Linked DNA regions of Homo sapiens: region 1 is linked to region 2. A link is a loop called in an ENCODE intact Hi-C map of the cell type or tissue named here. Cell type or tissue: ascending aorta. All regions are shown on one strand. Each heading gives the region's core, and the rest is flanking DNA. Links, peaks and the distances in the headings are about the cores only. Region 1 has its middle 300 kb from the start of DELEC1. Region 2 overlaps DELEC1 (deleted in esophageal cancer 1).

Evidence for each region. A loop is a pair of places that touch in the nucleus more often than their neighbours do. Peaks named below come from ENCODE experiments on the same cell type or tissue, not always from the same donor. Only the 100,000 strongest peaks of a DNase experiment are listed, where the experiment ranks them.
Region 1: it touches region 2 in a loop (2.8-fold over the local background); 1 of 110 quality-filtered maps calls a loop at or near these places.

The regions. Positions count from the first base shown.
Region 1 is chr9:115,437,803-115,446,177 of GRCh38, forward strand. No RefSeq gene overlaps it. Among named protein-coding and RNA genes, the nearest start is that of DELEC1, 300 kb to the left of the region's middle. In ascending aorta, for the core only: no CTCF peak of the experiment used is centred there; no DNase peak of the experiment used is centred there; H3K27ac peaks cover 3,439 bases.
Region 2 is chr9:115,142,449-115,150,823 of GRCh38, forward strand. The region is part of intron 1 of DELEC1 (deleted in esophageal cancer 1); the gene reads left to right. Among named protein-coding and RNA genes, the nearest start is that of DELEC1, 4.8 kb to the left of the region's middle. In ascending aorta, for the core only: no CTCF peak of the experiment used is centred there; DNase peaks (open chromatin) are centred at 4,273 and 4,523; H3K27ac peaks cover 2,005 bases.

The DNA.
Region 1 (8,375 bases), core at 1,590-6,589, 290 kb after region 2:
GCATAACATGATTTTTTCAAAACTAAATGGGATAGACTTTGGGTTTTCTGATTTCCAGAGAAACTACTTTTCCTCCACAGATCACACACACACACACACACGCGCACACACACACACATAAACACACACACACACACACACACACCCCACATACACACAGGGGAAAGAAGCAACTACCTTTGCCCTGAAGTACAAGCCATTTTTACTTTACAGGTGGGGAAACTAAAGTTCAGAGAGATGTGACTTTGCCGATGTCACAGGGCAATGGGTGTTCCAAGGGACTGAACCAAAACTCACAAAATCTAGATCCCCTATTCAGTAAGACGCAGTACCTAAGTAACATAAGACACAGTACCTAAGGGACAGAAGCCTGATCTGGGGCTCCAAAGAGCATAGTTTTGCAGACAAGACCAAACCATGGAAATAGATAGCTTCTGGCAAAAGAAGGTCTAGAAAACTCAGTGTAGATAAGGTGGAAGGGGTTGCTGCAATGGCCCAAGCATAAAGTGGGAAGAGTGTAGAGAGGAAAAGCAGATCTGAACAAGATTGGCTTCCCCCTTGCAGGCTGCATTTGCCTTCATTGAAAAACAAAACAAAAAATTAATTCAAGAAGCATTATCTATAGAAAGTGAACTGGATGGGCCGTTTGCCTAGAGCTAAATATGCTGACTCTATTTTTGTTCATTTCCAGCTACTTTGTATTTAATTAATGTTTCTGTAATGGCTTGTTTGAGGCAGTAAACCTCTTTAGTAATAAACTACATCTTTTTTGTTATATCTTTGGGTTCATCAAAGAGCACAAGAAATAGTTTTAAAATGCTGAATGATTTTTTAGATATGACATTCCCCCAGCCTCGCAATTCCTTTTTCTTGCTATTAACGCTAAAAGACTCAATTTAAAGGTCATTTTCTCCAGGAAGCTTTTCCCATTTTCACCTTTTTCCATTAAAATCAGTGTCCCCACTCCCTGAAAATGTTGCATGTATGTCTATTGATGCAAGCATGTTATTCTGCTTTATTTCTGTGTTAAATTACTGAAGACAGATTGCCTTCCTAGCTGTAGGGTCCCAGAAATTTGTAACCATTTTACCTCAATACTTAGGCCTAGGATAGTTATTTTCACTTTTGATAGGAGAAAAATTTGATAAATAAATAAGAAATAATATGAATATGGCTCTCACACATGTTGAGTAACTCCTAGGCAAAAGCTGTAAAGTTTGATTTTGGTATTTCTCCTTAAATATTTAGTATTTGTGGCTTTCTCTTCCCTAACATCCAAGAAGTTTCATGGGATTATCATAAACTAAACCATACTAAGATATAGAGTACTAAAAATATCATAGGGGAGTTTCTTCTTAGCTTGGAAAAGGCATAAAGTTGAAGGATTCTGAGCTCATTGAATTGACAGAGATGACTTTAGTTGGGGAGATGGATCAAGAAATGGGTGCTTCTTAAATTGGTCTAAATTGATAGTTTTAAAACATGTTTTATCCTTTTGGAGATCTAGGTGTGGCTAATTGTGATTGGAAATAGGGTCACTGGAATCCTGAGTTTGGATTAGTTTTAGCTCTGTCAATCCTGTGGCCTGGATTACACAAAATAAGTCTCAGCTTCCAAGATTTTCTATTCATTACTTCTAGAATATCAGCTGAAAAAAAATTAAAAATTACCTTTGGAATCCAGGGCTAGAATTGGATATGAACCAGGAATAGTAAAATCAAACAACTGAGTAGTTGAGTATTAGTCATTTTGTGTATTCAAACCTGGGGCAAGGTAGGCCAAATATATGGAAGCTGGTCATTATATGGAAGGAAAGAAGAAGGGAAAGGAAAAGGGATGAAGAAAAAGAGAAAAGAAAAAAGCAAGAAAAGTAAAAAGGAAAGAGCAAATAGTTGAGAGCTAACCTGGGCACATTAAATACCATGTCATTAACTGTTGGAAAAATAGACGTATCCCACAAAACCCAAGTGCATAGTAACCGACATAAATATTTTCTGCAAAGATCTACTCCATCCTGGGTTTACGTCTGTTTATAATTGATGACAGCAACTCTTGGCTCGAGAGGACAATCTTTATTCACATCACTCCGCTAGGCTAGTTTTAATCGCCCAAATATAATTCAATCTTTAGAGTTTGTAGTTCTTAACTAGGTAATGTCAACATGGGAATTGGCCAATGGAACATGAATGGGAAGACAGCTACCTTTGTTCAAATTTTCTCTTAAGGTGGATTAAAACCAGAACCTTCTACATATTGTTTCTCACTTTTTCTTTACATCATTGTTTTCTATAGTATAAGATTATACAAAGATCTAATATACTGGCCAACTATTTATTTTTATCTTTCACTCTTACAGTAATCAGAAAATATTTAATGTTAATTGGATATTACCCTCTGTTAGTACTTTGATTTATGTATAAGCCCTTGGAATTTATTAGTCACTCACATTTTAATGTTATCCTCACATTAATACAATCAAGGCATTTCTCTATACTCTCACACTTTCTATATTATGTTTTATAGATAAAAAAATATGAAGGTCACAAACCGGTAAATAACAGAGATGAGATTTGTGTGCAAATCTGTTGGGTTCCAAAATGTGTTCTCTTTCTTGTCCTGCCATCATAAATATTTTGATCCTAAATGTTACACAGTCTCGTGATGAAAAGCTGCACCAAGTATTGTCTGAAAGACTTTATTTAGCACTTGTATATAGACATATTTGGTAATAAAAACTTTGCCACCAGAAAGGCTTTCATCAAAGTTATTAGCAAGTAGCATTTAGCGTACTTTACCATTTCCAGAAAATTTGACAAATACTTTCTCATTTAATCTTTCCAGCAATGAGTTAAGTGAACCAGTTAGGACAGCTGAAGCTGTGATGCAGTGGTAAATATACTCCTAAATCTCTGTGGCTATAAGCAACACAAGTTTATTACTCTCTAGTGCCATGTCTAATGGGAGGGAGGTAACTCTTCAAGACAGCTTTTCATGTGGCAATGCAGGGATACAGAGTGCTTCTGTTTTGTGGCTCTGCCATCTCAACAAATGGTTTTCTTGATTGTTGTGTCAGGGGAAGAGAAAGTATAGAGAACTAACTCTTGCTTCTCAAGTTCTGTTATTAAAAGTGACACTTATTACAGCCCATTGGCCAGAAATAGTCACATGACCTCAGCCTAGCTGTGAGGAAATCTGGAAAGTCTTCTCACAATCTTAGGAAGGAGAAGACTAGCTGTGGTCAGTGTTAGTAATTTCTACCACAGAAAGTTTGTACTCTTTTCTCCATTTTGTATAAAACTCTTCCCTTATGCTTCCAGGAAACATCTGGATTGCTCTGTAATGGGAAGAATCCCATGTTATTTATGACCAATCAAAAGTAACTCAATATGCCATAGTTATTCAATCTTCCCCATAGTTCATCTTTATTTCCTTTGTTTCCTTTAGAAATCAAGCTGAATTGAACATTCAGAAATCACACTTTCTTTGTATTTTCTCTTTATTCTTCTTATCTTTTCTTATCTGGAATCTCAAAAAATTTTATCACTACAATTTGTTTTCAGTCTGTCTAGTCAACTGTAGTCTGGATTCTCACTTCTTTAGACTGCTTCACCAACAAAATAAATTAAACTTTATAATGCTGTATTAATAACCTCTCATAGTAGAACACTGATATTTTATTAACTTAAAAAATTTCCACAACTAGAGAGAAGATGTGGAGGAATAAATGGTGCTAAGAGAGGACAAACCCTATCTTTTCACGTACAGAAATAAAACTAAGGTTCAGTGATTTTAATGAAGTTGCCCAAGGTCACAGAGCTATTTATTGTGGCTGGTGTGGTGATGGCTGTGTTTATGAGGACAGAGACAAAAGGGTGATGAGGATAATGATATTTGGACTAAGTCCTTTTCAGCAGTCCTGAGGTTGTTTCCTGCTATGGGAGAAGAAATATAGTTCATCTTTGTACTCCTCAAAAACATTGTTGATGAAAAAAAGTAAAGAAGAGTTTGCATCACTCTGCAAAGATTTTCTTTTCTTGAAGTTCCTGCCATCCATATATACTAATCTTTATATGGCAAGGCAGTATCACTTATCCATTTATTTTATTCAACACATATTTATTGAGCAATTACTATATGCAACGTTTTAAGCACTAAGAATACAGGGTCTACTGAAATGACCATCCTTTCATACTTCCACCAGAAATGCTCTCTGTAGCATTCATAAAATCTCCAGTTCAGCTTTTCCTACCCAAGCGTATCTTAGTTTACTTATGAAGCAGCGTGGCTGCTGGCTGACACATATCACTCAGTGCTCCCCTCCCCTTATCATGTATGGTAGGACACTGCTATTTGCCTCCCTCCAAAAGAATCTAGGGATTTCCCAAATTAACACAAGAGTAAGCACAATTAGACTTATTTAAACTCAGGAGAAACATGTTTTGCTCATGAAGTAGTGGAAAACCTGACATCATGTTTAAACTTAATCCAACTGCAATCAGATGTCTAAAGTTCAGAACTGAAATGTCAGACAGGAAAAAAGTGTTACCCTCATGGCTACTGTGCTCTAAGCCGAAGATGATTCAAGAAAAAGACTGTGTGTATGTGTGTGTGTGTGTGTGTGTGCGCTTGTGTGTGTGTGTTTCCTCAGACCATTAGACAATTACTAGCACTAGGAACTGGGGAATTACAATATGATTGAACAATTAGGAAATGTGGACTAAATCTGAGATTTGGGATCTCTTTGGGTGGTTTTGAGATTTTCTTGAAACATGTACAGAAGTAAAAGCAAATTGCAGACACAAACTGTCTCTTTTTTTTCTGATAGATACCTTTGCATAATTTTTTTTTGGCTCTCTGATTTTTACTCTTCTATGGTTAAAATATTTACAAGCAGACTGGAAAGCTTTTCTGGAAAAAGGAGATTTAGATTTCAAAATATAAAATTTGCTAGTCAGTAAAGTTGAAGAATTTTTTTTCTTATGCATGGAGTTTATCTTCTGGTAAATAGTATATATTTATATCATTATTTCCCACTAGCAAAGAAGCGATGTATAGAATAAAGGCATTTGGGAAATTATTTTGTCTTTAAATATGTCTTTTGCTTACAAGTTATTTTTCTTATTGAGCCAATTTCTCTTTCCTCCTCTTCATAGACACCTTCCTATGCTTCTTCACTAAATTTGGAAAATCCTTACCAAGCATCTTCTACATGGCAATCACTGCTAGGCCCTAAGGATCTCACAATTTAAACAAAGATCAGGTTATGAAGCTACGGGACAAGTGCTGTGAAGTTTGATGTGGGGACCATAATGAGTGGAGAGAGGAGCCGTCTAATTCTGCCTAGAAATTTGCAAGATTATTTCACAAAACAAGTGCAATTTATGTTGTGTTTTGCAGGAGCAGTAGGGCAGTTTGGCCAACAAAGCATGAGAGCAAGGACACTGCAGCAACTGGAATTCCTAGGTCATAGATGCAGATGACAGCAATACGGCTGGAATACAGGGCAGGTGGAGTGAGCTTTGGTGGGAAGTGAGGCCATAGGAAGAATAGTCATGAAGAGCATGGCAGGCCATATGAAGATGGTTTTCTTGTGGCTCTGAGTGTGTCTTTTGGCCTGTCTGCCAACCTATAAAATTAACGCAACACAAAATGGGTACATATGTAGCCAGGAGAAATTAAAGTGATATGTCCAAGTGGTTCTCAAAGATACAGTACTTGAGCATGACTAGCTTTGTGGCTTCCCAGGGATTTTCCAACAGTTCATTAAATAAAGTGATTTAGGTCGGGCGCGATGGCTCACGCCTGTAATCCCAGCACTTTGGGAGGCCAAGGCGGGCAGATAACCTGAGGTGAGGAGTTTGAGACCAGCCTGACCAACGTGGAGAAACCCTGTCTCTACTAAAAATACAAAATTAGCCGGGCATGGTGGCGTATGCCTGTAATCCCAGCTACTCGGGGGGCTGATGCAGGAGAATCGCTTGGTGGAGGTTGCAGTGAGCCGAGATCACGCCATTGCACTCCAGCCTGGGCAACAAGAGCAAGAGCAAAACTCCATCTCAAAAACAAACAAACAAACAAAAACAAAAAAACAAAAAACAAAAAAAATCACACACAAAAAGATTTACTGAGATCTATTGAGTACTTTCTACAGAACCAGCAGAGAATCCAAGACTGTGGAAAAGAACCAGGAAATATCTAGTATGTTTTATTTAAGATAATGAAAGGAGAGAATGGGATGGCTCAATTGCTTCAATTACTGACTACCATTAGTTGAGTTTCTACAATATGCAAGTCATTGTGTTTGAAGCAAGAAAGAACCACATTTATATCTACTACATCATTTACCAAAAGGAACCACTTGTCTTGAAGAGGCACATAGTGTACTACCTAAATAATGTACACAAACAAATGTGATAAAAGGAAAATTATATACAAAATGTCTCCGACAGAGTTTCCGTTAGGGTAATTTGTATAGAAAGAGACTGGATATTACTGAGTATCCTCTATAATCCTCTGTAAAACCAGAAGTTAGCAAATACAATCTCATCATCTTCACAACAATTCCCCAAAATAGACATCCTTATCTTCATTTTACAACCAAGGAAATAGCTGAAAGAGGTTAAGGTAACCTGCCTAAATATAAACCACTGCTATAAGTAAGGACTTGAACTTAGGTGTTTCTAGTTACATAGTTATGTTTTTCTGCATGTTATATGGGCTAAGTGAAATTTAGAATAGCTTGAAGAAAGGAGTGACATTCAAGAAAATCTGATTCTGACATTCTCATAAAGACACAGCCTTATGTATCTTAGCTCTTCTATTAAAAGCTGGCAAATATGTCTCATTGTTCAAAGTGGTCAAACTTAGATAAAAACAAAGCAATGGAAACTTTCAGACTTAGCAAGTTCAGATGGTCTCCCGTGCAGACACAGGAGTTCCATGGCATGTAATGTGTATGTATCCTTCTAACTTGCTTAAAATCATCTGGCGCCAGTTATGTGGCTGGAACCAGTTTGCAATAACTCCTGTTTGTTTTTCAAACATTTATAATAACATTGAATAAATAATATTAGCCCATGCACATTGTTCATTGCCAGGGAATACATTAACAGAACCCTCAGTTCTCTAAGTACAATTTTGGTTGAGAAGACTTATCGGCTCTGGTATTAAAGATGTTAAGAAGTGAAAGTTTGCATGTGATGAGATGGAGTGTAAATGACTTTGGTTTGAAGCCCCGTCACTTGAAATGTGGACAGGGCCATGAAAGGCTTCAGTGAAAAAGTAAACTTGAGATTGTAAATAATGCCTGATCTGACATTTCCTTTGTGGGGATGCCAGTAATGGGGTCCAGCTGCCAAATGCAACGCTCCATTGAGTCATGGGAGAAAACAACTTTTTTTTTTTTTCAAACTGATATTGTGAGTTAAAATGCACAGCTACATGCCATTTGTTTTTCTACTTTACAACAATTCAAACCAGACTATTTTCTACTGCAGCCACAGAAAAACAATCCTCGTGGCCAGCCCCCATCCTTCCTCCCTCCTGACAGATATCTTTTGTTCTCAAAATACAGGTTGGAAATGGGAGCTGTTTACTGAGTTTTTTTTTTTTTTTACTGAGGTTGCATGATGAAAAGCTTTCATAACTGATCCTGAGGTGCTAGAGTGTTTTAATCAGTGTGTAGGATTTTAATTAATCCCAGGGCTGTCCCCTTTCTCAGAAGCTAAAGGTGCAAGTTTATATTCCTCTAGGTTATGTTTGAGTGAGGCTGAAAGACCCCTTTAGAAGACAGAACAGAGAATGCAAAGAGATTCATGCTGGAGATAGAGACCTGAATTCTATCTTGTGTCTGTTTTTTCTGGGATTGTTGCCCCGTCTGCATGATAAGGAGACTTGAAGAATGACTTTGCAACCACTGGGCCAAGACTCAGGATAATGTGAATATACACAGAGATGTTTTGATTTTAAGTTTATCCATAAGTGCTTTGTAATCACTGAAGTCAAAGGCTAATGTCATAGTCTGTAAATTCTACTCACATTTTTAGAATTCTTAAAGTCAAAACTGGACAGCCATAGTTAAATTGGTTTATTCGGTTTATTCTCCTGTGTCCTCGTTTGTAGAATAAAAGGGTGGGCCAGGGTAGAGACTCTATGGCTTCTGGAACAAAGTTCAATTTCCTGGATTCACAGTCAAGTTTCTTCAGGATCTGACCACTTGACATCCCTCCAGATCTCAGATCTGCCTCCTACAAGCCCTGTGCACATTCCCATGTCCTAAATGTTAATTGTCCAGAGATCTTTACTATTTTACACTTTTTGCCTTCTGATAAGTTACTGCTTCTGCTTAGAATTTACTTAACTTGCATGATTAAGCC
Region 2 (8,375 bases), core at 1,996-6,995:
TAAATAAATGGAGGGTTTGAATAATTGTAGTTTTGAATTAGACTTGGGGCGTCCCTCTCATCTGCCCCAACTTGTGTCTCCCCAAAGCAACCTAACTAGGGGATGGCTAATGCCATAGACTCTGAGGCTTACTCAGAGCAGAGGCTGAATGCTCCTGCTTCAGTGGGAACAGGGGGTGTTTCTTCAGTCTGTGCCCTACTTGGCATCTGTCCCTGACAGACCCAGCCAGTGTGGGGAGCCAGCCTCTCTAACCATAAGAAAGAATGGATTGGAAACAAATTGATCTTTTCACAGCTGGCTGTTCCCCTCTTTCCCCTCAACTTGGACTCAGCTCAGAACAAGGTTGCCGATGTTCTGCTGCAACAAAGATGGCATTATTGAGGACTGCCTCTTTGGGGGGAAATGTCCTTCTCCAAGAATCGCCTCTGTAGTTTCAACTATGACAAGCCTGGAGACCGAGCATAGCTGTGCATCTCCAAGGGTCTCCAAAGCGACACCCAACTCTATCCGTCCTGTTGATGACCATGTACTCTTCTATTGGTGTCCACAACTTTATTTAAATGATGTCAGATGACTCAATTCAACAGAATCTAACCCTTTATTCATCCTCCCTGGAGACCTGTGGTCAGTGGGCAGGAGAGTTTGGGATTCAAAAAGAGGAGAACTGTGTGAACACAGGGAAAAAGGATCTAGTGTTTATTTCTAGCAACACCATTACTATTGCTGTCCATCCTATTATTCTGCATTCTTTTGCTTCATAGCATTTTTTTAACTGAAAGAAATGGCTCCACGAAGGCAGAAATATTGTTTAGTTTAAAACTGCATCATCAGTTCCTAGAATACCTCCTTATACATTGGAGGTGCTTGATACCTATTTATTGAATGGATGAATGAATTTCATGAGCACCTGTGTTGGACAATTTAATGTACATGATGATATTTAATATTTTAACTCTGTGGGGTATATATATTATCTTTATTTATAGCTAACGAAATTGGGTCTCAGAGATTAAGTAATGCTTCCAGAACCACACAACTGGTAATTGGTAAAACTGAGATTTCATTTAGACCTGACTGATCCCAAACCTATCTTTTAGAACACTGGGATTCCAGTTTATCTAAGCTTAAGCTCAAAAGTATTAAAATATTTTGCAATCAATGAGGGAAGTTGTCATCAAGGACATTTCCAGGTGAGCATGGTGTGTTCAACAGGAAGAGAAACTCCTCCATACTCCCACCAAAGTGAGCAAGTACCAAAATGTTAAGTGTTAATTAAATCTTATTCATCTGGGGACAAGCAGTAGGGTGAATTTATATGCATGTAGCACCGATTTTGAGCTAAGTAACAAGGGGATTCTGAAAGACCCTTATGCGGACAATGAGTGAATGTAGGCAAGGGCACTAATATTTAACAAAGTTATGCTGTGTGCTAGGAACCATGCTTTAAATTTATGATTCCACTTAATCATTATAATAATTTCCTTTCTTTCCTCTTTTATTGTCTTGCCCTTCCCTTCCCTTCCCCCTTCTCTCCCCTTCCCTTCCTCTTTCCCTCCCCTTTCATTCCCTTTGTCCTTCCCTTCCCCCTTCCCTTCTCTTCCCTTCCTGTCCCCCTTCTCTTCTCTTCTCTTCCCTCTTTCTCCTTCTCACCCTCCCCTCCCCTCCCCTCCCTTTCCCTCTCCTTCCCTCCCTTTCCCTCCCTTTCCCTTCCCTCCCCTCCCCTCCCCTTCCCTTTTCTACCCTTCCCCTCTCTTCTCTTCCCTTCCCTTCCCTTCCTCTCCCTTCCCCCTTCCCTTCCCTTCCCTTCCACCTTCTCCTCTCTCCTCTCCTCTCCTCCCCTCCCCTTCCCTTCTCCCCTTCCCTTCCCTTCTCCCCTCCACTCCCCTCCCCTTCTCCTTTCCCTTCCCTTTTCCCCTCCCTTCTCCCCTCCCCTCCCCTTCTCCTTTTCCTCCCCTTCCCTCCCCTTCTCTTCCCTTCCCTTTCCTCTACCCCCTTCCCCCTTTCCCTTCACTTACCCTTATTTCTTTTCTTTCTTTTTCTTTGTTTCTCCCTCCCTCTCTCCTCTTTTTTCTTTTCTCCTTTCTTTCCTTCCTTTCTCCTTTTTTTCCCTTCTTTCTTTTTAAATTCCCAGACAAGAATTTTGAAGTTCAGCTAAGGTAAGCCACGCATAGTGACGGAACCAGCATTCAGATTTACATCTCTTGCTACCCATCATGTCACATAGTGTTAGGCAGAGACTGGGGTCTCAGTTGCCTAAGTAAAGTCATAGGCATGAAGGGTGCTGCAGGAATGACTGAGTGGCAGGCTCCTGACAGCCTGGTTGATAGACCCCAAGGACTACTTGGGTTTTGGCGCCATGCCTAGTATGACTTTATCCTTTAACTGTTTCTCTTGTCAGTCAGCCCCCTGAGGGAGCCCTGTCTCCTCCTTGAAACTGTACTATAATGAGAGGTCTCCACAAGGGTTCCAGAAAGCCACACAGTGTGCTGTGGTTTTCCCGAGAACTGGCTCCAAGGTAGTGCTCTGAGATCAGTCCTTCCAGCTCCCATCTCAAAGATCTTCAAACTCCAGGCTCTCAAGGGTTTTGAGCTGCCAGTTATGATGAAATATTAGCACAGAAGAAAATAATTTTTTTTTCTATTCTGTGTTTCTTACCAGGACACCATGGTTTCAGAATGATTTATATACTTTGAATATTTTCAAAAAATTTCTTTCAATGTTGTTCCTTCTTTAGGTATTTCTCTTATCACTTGGGCTCAGCTTGATGCTTCTCTGGAATTTTTCTTTTTTTTTTCCTCCCATTTATAAAATACCAAACATGTGTCCCCAGTCTGGATCCATGTAACTGAAAATCATGGGGAAATTCTTTATGTAAAAAGCCCTATAGATTGTTTCGGACAAAATCAACCCCAAAGAGTTTGTCCCCACAATATTTGTGAATAAAATCATCCCTCTGAAATAAAAACACCACCTTAAATAAAGGAGTTCCTCTCAAGCATTTTACTCTATATTTATTGTTTGTTCATTCATGCCATCATTTGAAAAATACTAATTAAGTATTTACCCTGTGTTGGTAATTGTGCTGGGCACAAAGAACATAATAGTAAATCACATAAAATTCCATCCTCAAGGATCCCATGTTCTATCATACTAGAGAACTGAGTACAGCTGCTCCTCGACTTATGGTGGGATTACATCCCAATAAACCCATCATAAGTTAAACCTATCATAAGTCAAAAATGCATTTAATACACCTAACCCACTGAACATCACAGCACAGACAATGTCAGGCACTTTATTACATGTAGTAAAGTTGACATGACTCTTAATCCTACTAACAACCCTAGGAGATAGATTCTGTTATTATTACCATTTCATGATTTAGGAAGCTGAGAATCAGAGAGGTTAGTGGCTGGGGTTGAAATTCAAGTAGTACAGTGTAAGAGCCTTTGCTTCTCCTAGAGGCTCTGTAAAGGTCTGTTGAATAACTGAGTAGACGATAGATTGATTGCAATATAGTTCCTCTGTTGCCTTTTTGAAGTGTTAGTTTAGTAAGCAACCACAGAGAAATTATTATCTACTAGAGATGGGAATAGGAACGGTTTCCTAAATCAGGGTTGGCCAATAGTCTTTAGTTCAAACTAAAAGCCATCACTTCTGCAACATTATGTGTCAAGCATGAGCTATATGACATGAAAGATAAAGTGATGTAGCAAATGTATTCATAATTCAGCAATATGAGATTATGAGAAGGAGCATATTCCTGTGCACTCACTCTGAGGTCAAAGGAGACACCCATTTTCCTCTTGAGGGAAATAGTGAGAGGTGTTTACCTGAAGGCCCCTGGTTTGTGCTCCCCCATAGCTGGGGAGAGGGAGCTGCTGCCGCCCTTTCCAGTAGGAGTTGTATATTCTATAATGTCCTTATCACAATTCCTTTAAGGGCCTCCAGCACTTTGGAAGCATAGAAAAAAGAAACAACATTCCTGCATCGCGGGGCCATTGATGAATAAGAATGTTTATAAGAAGGCAAGCATCTTTGCACTCTATACATTTCCAAATCTTTTAGAAACATATCTAAGAACTTCTTAGTTCCCCTCCATGGTTACTGGATCTACAAACTTGGAATTTCCCCATTGGCCCTCTGATTGTATTTGGAGTCTGTTCTTCATCTTGTGGATCCTCTGGGCTCTGTCTTGAACTGTTGGAACATTTTGCTCCCACAGCTGTTGGAAGTGACCCATTAAGGTAGCCAGAGTCAGTCACTCAGCATCTTAATGGCAAGACCAAAAGGGGTGAAAGAAATAGAAGTCACGGTTAGTAAGCGACTGACCTCATTCTGCAGGAATTCTTTCTGGAAAGAGAGCAGTAGAATGTTGTGACAGGCAGTAAGTCATCTGTAAGAATGTTTACCGTGGAATTCTAGCAAAAGAAATGGCTCAAGAAACTTCCTGGGTAACACAAATAGAGTCTGCTCAGAGGCCCCAAAAGAGAGTGACTGGAAAACTTTAGCCTTGTGAGGGAGGCTGTCTACTCCAGTGTTGGAGTCAGCTGGAGGTGCAGCAGCGCTTGAGCTATCCAAACTGCTAGGATGTTGTTAATAAAAGAACCTTCTCGTTCTCGAGTCAACATGGCTAAAACAGCCAGCCATGAGATGTATGGGAAAGAAGTGCAGAGCAAGTTGTTATTTATTGAATGTGTAGTTAGGAATTACTATTTCCATTTCATGGAGGCTTAAGTAGATTGAGAAATTTGTCTGAGTTCACAAAGTTTGTTAAGTTTCAGACTCTGGGTTTAGACCCATGTGTTTCTGACTCCAAATCCTGCATGGTTGGCTTTTGTGAGAGCAAGGTTACACACTGTACACATTTTTTTTCCTCCATTGCACCATTCACTGTCCTAGGTATATAGAATCCTGGAACACAGGATTGGAAGGACCTTTAGGCATCCCATGGTCTAATCTTCTCATGGTACAGATGAGAATGGGCTCAGAGAAGGGAAGGGCCTTGCTCAGACTCACACAAAGGCTAGGGCCAGAATAGATGGTGCCTGACTCTCAGTTCAGGATGCTTATTCTGACAAGGCCCGTCACTTCACATGGATATTTAATGTATTTTGCTAGTTGGTTAAAAATAATGTAATGTATGGCAGAACCATCTCTCTTTCTTCAAGGTAAGCCATTGCTAAGTCTCGAGTCCTTTTTTGTCCCACAGCTCCTTTTTTCATTGATTATTATCATTTGGTCTATAAAGCCTTTCACCTTCATTTCAGTGAACAATACTGCTGTGGGAGACACTGGAGATGCAAAGATAAATCAGTCCTGGTTCATGAGCTTCAGGAACTTAGGAGCAGTTTGGAGAGTCAGATATGAGAACAGCTTGTTTTCATACATTATTACACAATCATATGTAATATATAGCTGGGGGGATATAGAAGTGAATATGAGAAGACCTACCCCAACCTGGGAAATTAGAGGAGTCTTCCTGTCTTCCTGGAGGATTAATTGATTAAAGTGACTCATTATTTCATTCCTACAACAAATATTTAGCAGACACCTCTTCTGTGTCAGATACTCTTCCAGTTATTAAGGGATGCAGCACTAAGAAAGCAAAAATATTCCTCACCTTCATGGGAGAAATGCAACAAGTGTAACTAAACAAAATATTACTCAAGTTTGCAGCAGTGACAGGCCCATAACAAGGCAAAGGTCTACAGACTAATATTGGGTTGAAGATTTATTTTTACAAGGGTGGCCAGGGAAGGCCTCTTCAAGGGGAAGTCTTTTGATCAAAGAACTAAAGCAAGTGACAGGGAAGAACCTTGCAAATATCTGCTTCCCAGGCAGAGTAAAAACCAGGACCAATGTCTTAAGTCAGGAACCAGCTTGATGTATTTGAAAAAGAGCAAAAGCCAGGCGTCTGTAGTCCCAGCTACTTGGGAGGCTGTGGCAGAATGGTGTGAACCCCGGAGGCAGAGCTTGCAGTGAGCCGAGATAGCGCCACTGCACTCCAGTCCAGCCTGGGTGACAGAGCGAGACTCCATCAAAAAAAGAAAGAAACAAAGAAAGAAAGAAAGAAAAAAAGAAACAAAGAAAGAAAAAGAGCAAAAGCCAGTAGGGATGGAGGAGAGTTATTGAGGTTACTGCAGGAGGAGATGGAGATACAGACATAGACAATGACCAGATTGCAGATGTTGTGCAAGTCACAGGTGAGTAGGTCTTGTCAATAATTTCCCTCCTGGTCAGCATTGCTGGCAATACTATGGCATCATGCATAGAGAAAGAAAAAGCTAATAGCAAATGAATCACTCTGATCATGCATCTTGAGATGTTGCCATGGATTACAATTAATGCGTTCCTATCCACAAGGCCAGATTCCCTCAAAGCATCTTTTTGGGAAATGCAGCGAGCTCTCCTGGCCCCAGCACTCCCACCCACCCCATCACACACCCTACATTCATCATCTCTTTCTCTGTTTCTTTGTCATGTTGCTAACATCCCTTGATGGAGATGGTGCAACTCCAAGTAAAACTGTCTCCATAAATATTTAGACTGAATAGAAAATGTGCCAAAGATGCAAATAATCTGTCCAGAGGGAGAAGAGACCTTTCTCTTTGTTGTTTTCTTCAGGCTTGTAATTTAATTCGTGGATACATGTCTTTGAATAATACATAACTATCAATTTACCTAAAAGAGTCCCATAGAAACCTTAGCCTCTTCATCCTTCTGCCATGCCCCTCATGGCATTTTCTTCTTACGCTGGAGTATACATTTCTCTGCTTTTCTTTTATCCCTTTCTTTCTTCTTTATTCCCATGTTTTTGATCACATACTGTGTGTCAGCCTCTGTTAAGCTCATCTGTGCAGAGTCTATACTCACTGCCTGTCCTCCTCTCATAGTCACTTGTCAATTCATTTTCATTAGCCTTCTCCCTCCACCCTCCTTTCCTGAGTCTGTTCCCACTGAGGTCAACCCAGTGTTCATATTACTGAACCCAGTGGCCATCTTTCTGTTTCTTCTTTTACCAGACCTCTTCACTGAACTAGATAATGTTAATTAGTCCTGGCTGGAGCGCAAGTCTCCTTTGACATCTATTTGCACTGTTCCTCTGCTTGAACCACTCTGTCTATTCCTTCTCTGTCCCTTAAATTTTTGGCTTCTTGTGGGTTGGGTTTTTGGTATTCTTCTTTGTCTAGCACCACCCTTGCTTGCCATCGTGCCCTCATTCAGGCCTGGGCTTTGACTTGAATAGCTTCTGAATCTCTATGCTCTGCCTGTATTGGATAGCTGGCAGGCTATGGGCATGGGCTGCTAGGTCCCAGACAACTCACACTCTCATCTGATAAGTGGGTTTTAATGTGACCCTTGTTGTACCTCCTTATTTCTATTTCAGTCTCACTTACTGCTTCCTCTTTATCTGTTTTCAAGTCTTCCTACTAGATATTTCCTTAAGAAGGCAGAGAAACCGTGCTCTCTTAGTAATTGCACAATTGAAATTATTCCTCTTGAATATTTGATGATGACATATTTTGACTTGATATAGCTTTTTCAATCTTACAGGAATTCTAAAGCTGGAGGAATGTTTAAACTCCTTCCAGCTGCCAGTTTCACGTAAAGAACTCTTTTCTAAACCTGGGGATATGAGGGACTCTTACATTCTCCTTTAATCAAATCAATTTAGGCTGAAAAGAAGGCCAAGTTGACAGCCAGCATTTCACTGCTGGCTGTGTATCCATATACGTATGTATGGATGCTTAGAAAAGTGGAATGCTAGTGATATATATATATATGCATATATATATACATATATCTATATATATAGACATATTTCTGCTTTACTAGGTGAGAAGAGTTGCTTGATTTTAAGGGCTCTCAATCAACAGGCACCAAATGAACTTACAGCTTGCAAAAATATAAAGCGCTCAAGGCCGTACAGACAAAGGTAAGGGGGCACAGACCTTTCAGTTGTCTACAGGTATTATCATCTGAAATTGACATACGAAGAAAGAAGGTCAGAGAAGAAATGTGACATGCCCAAGGCAATCCAACTGAAAAAATAGCCAATGTGGACAATAATCCCAGTTTATAGCTTCTAGTGCAATGACTTTTGCCAGCACCCAGCATATCAGAAGATAAACCCACTGACTTTCTTTAGTGAAGATTGCGAATTGTTTAAATCAGAGCATGTGTGCAAAGTCCAGGGTACTATCTAATTCAACACTTCTGTAATTTGAAAGCTAATAATTATAAGAATTATTGTCCTTGTCCAACTGTTCCTTATACTATTTCATTGTTGGTTAATACATTGAAAATTACGAAACCTTATTTTTGATTGGAAGAGTGGTATAACTTCTCTTAGGAATTATACTACTAGTATC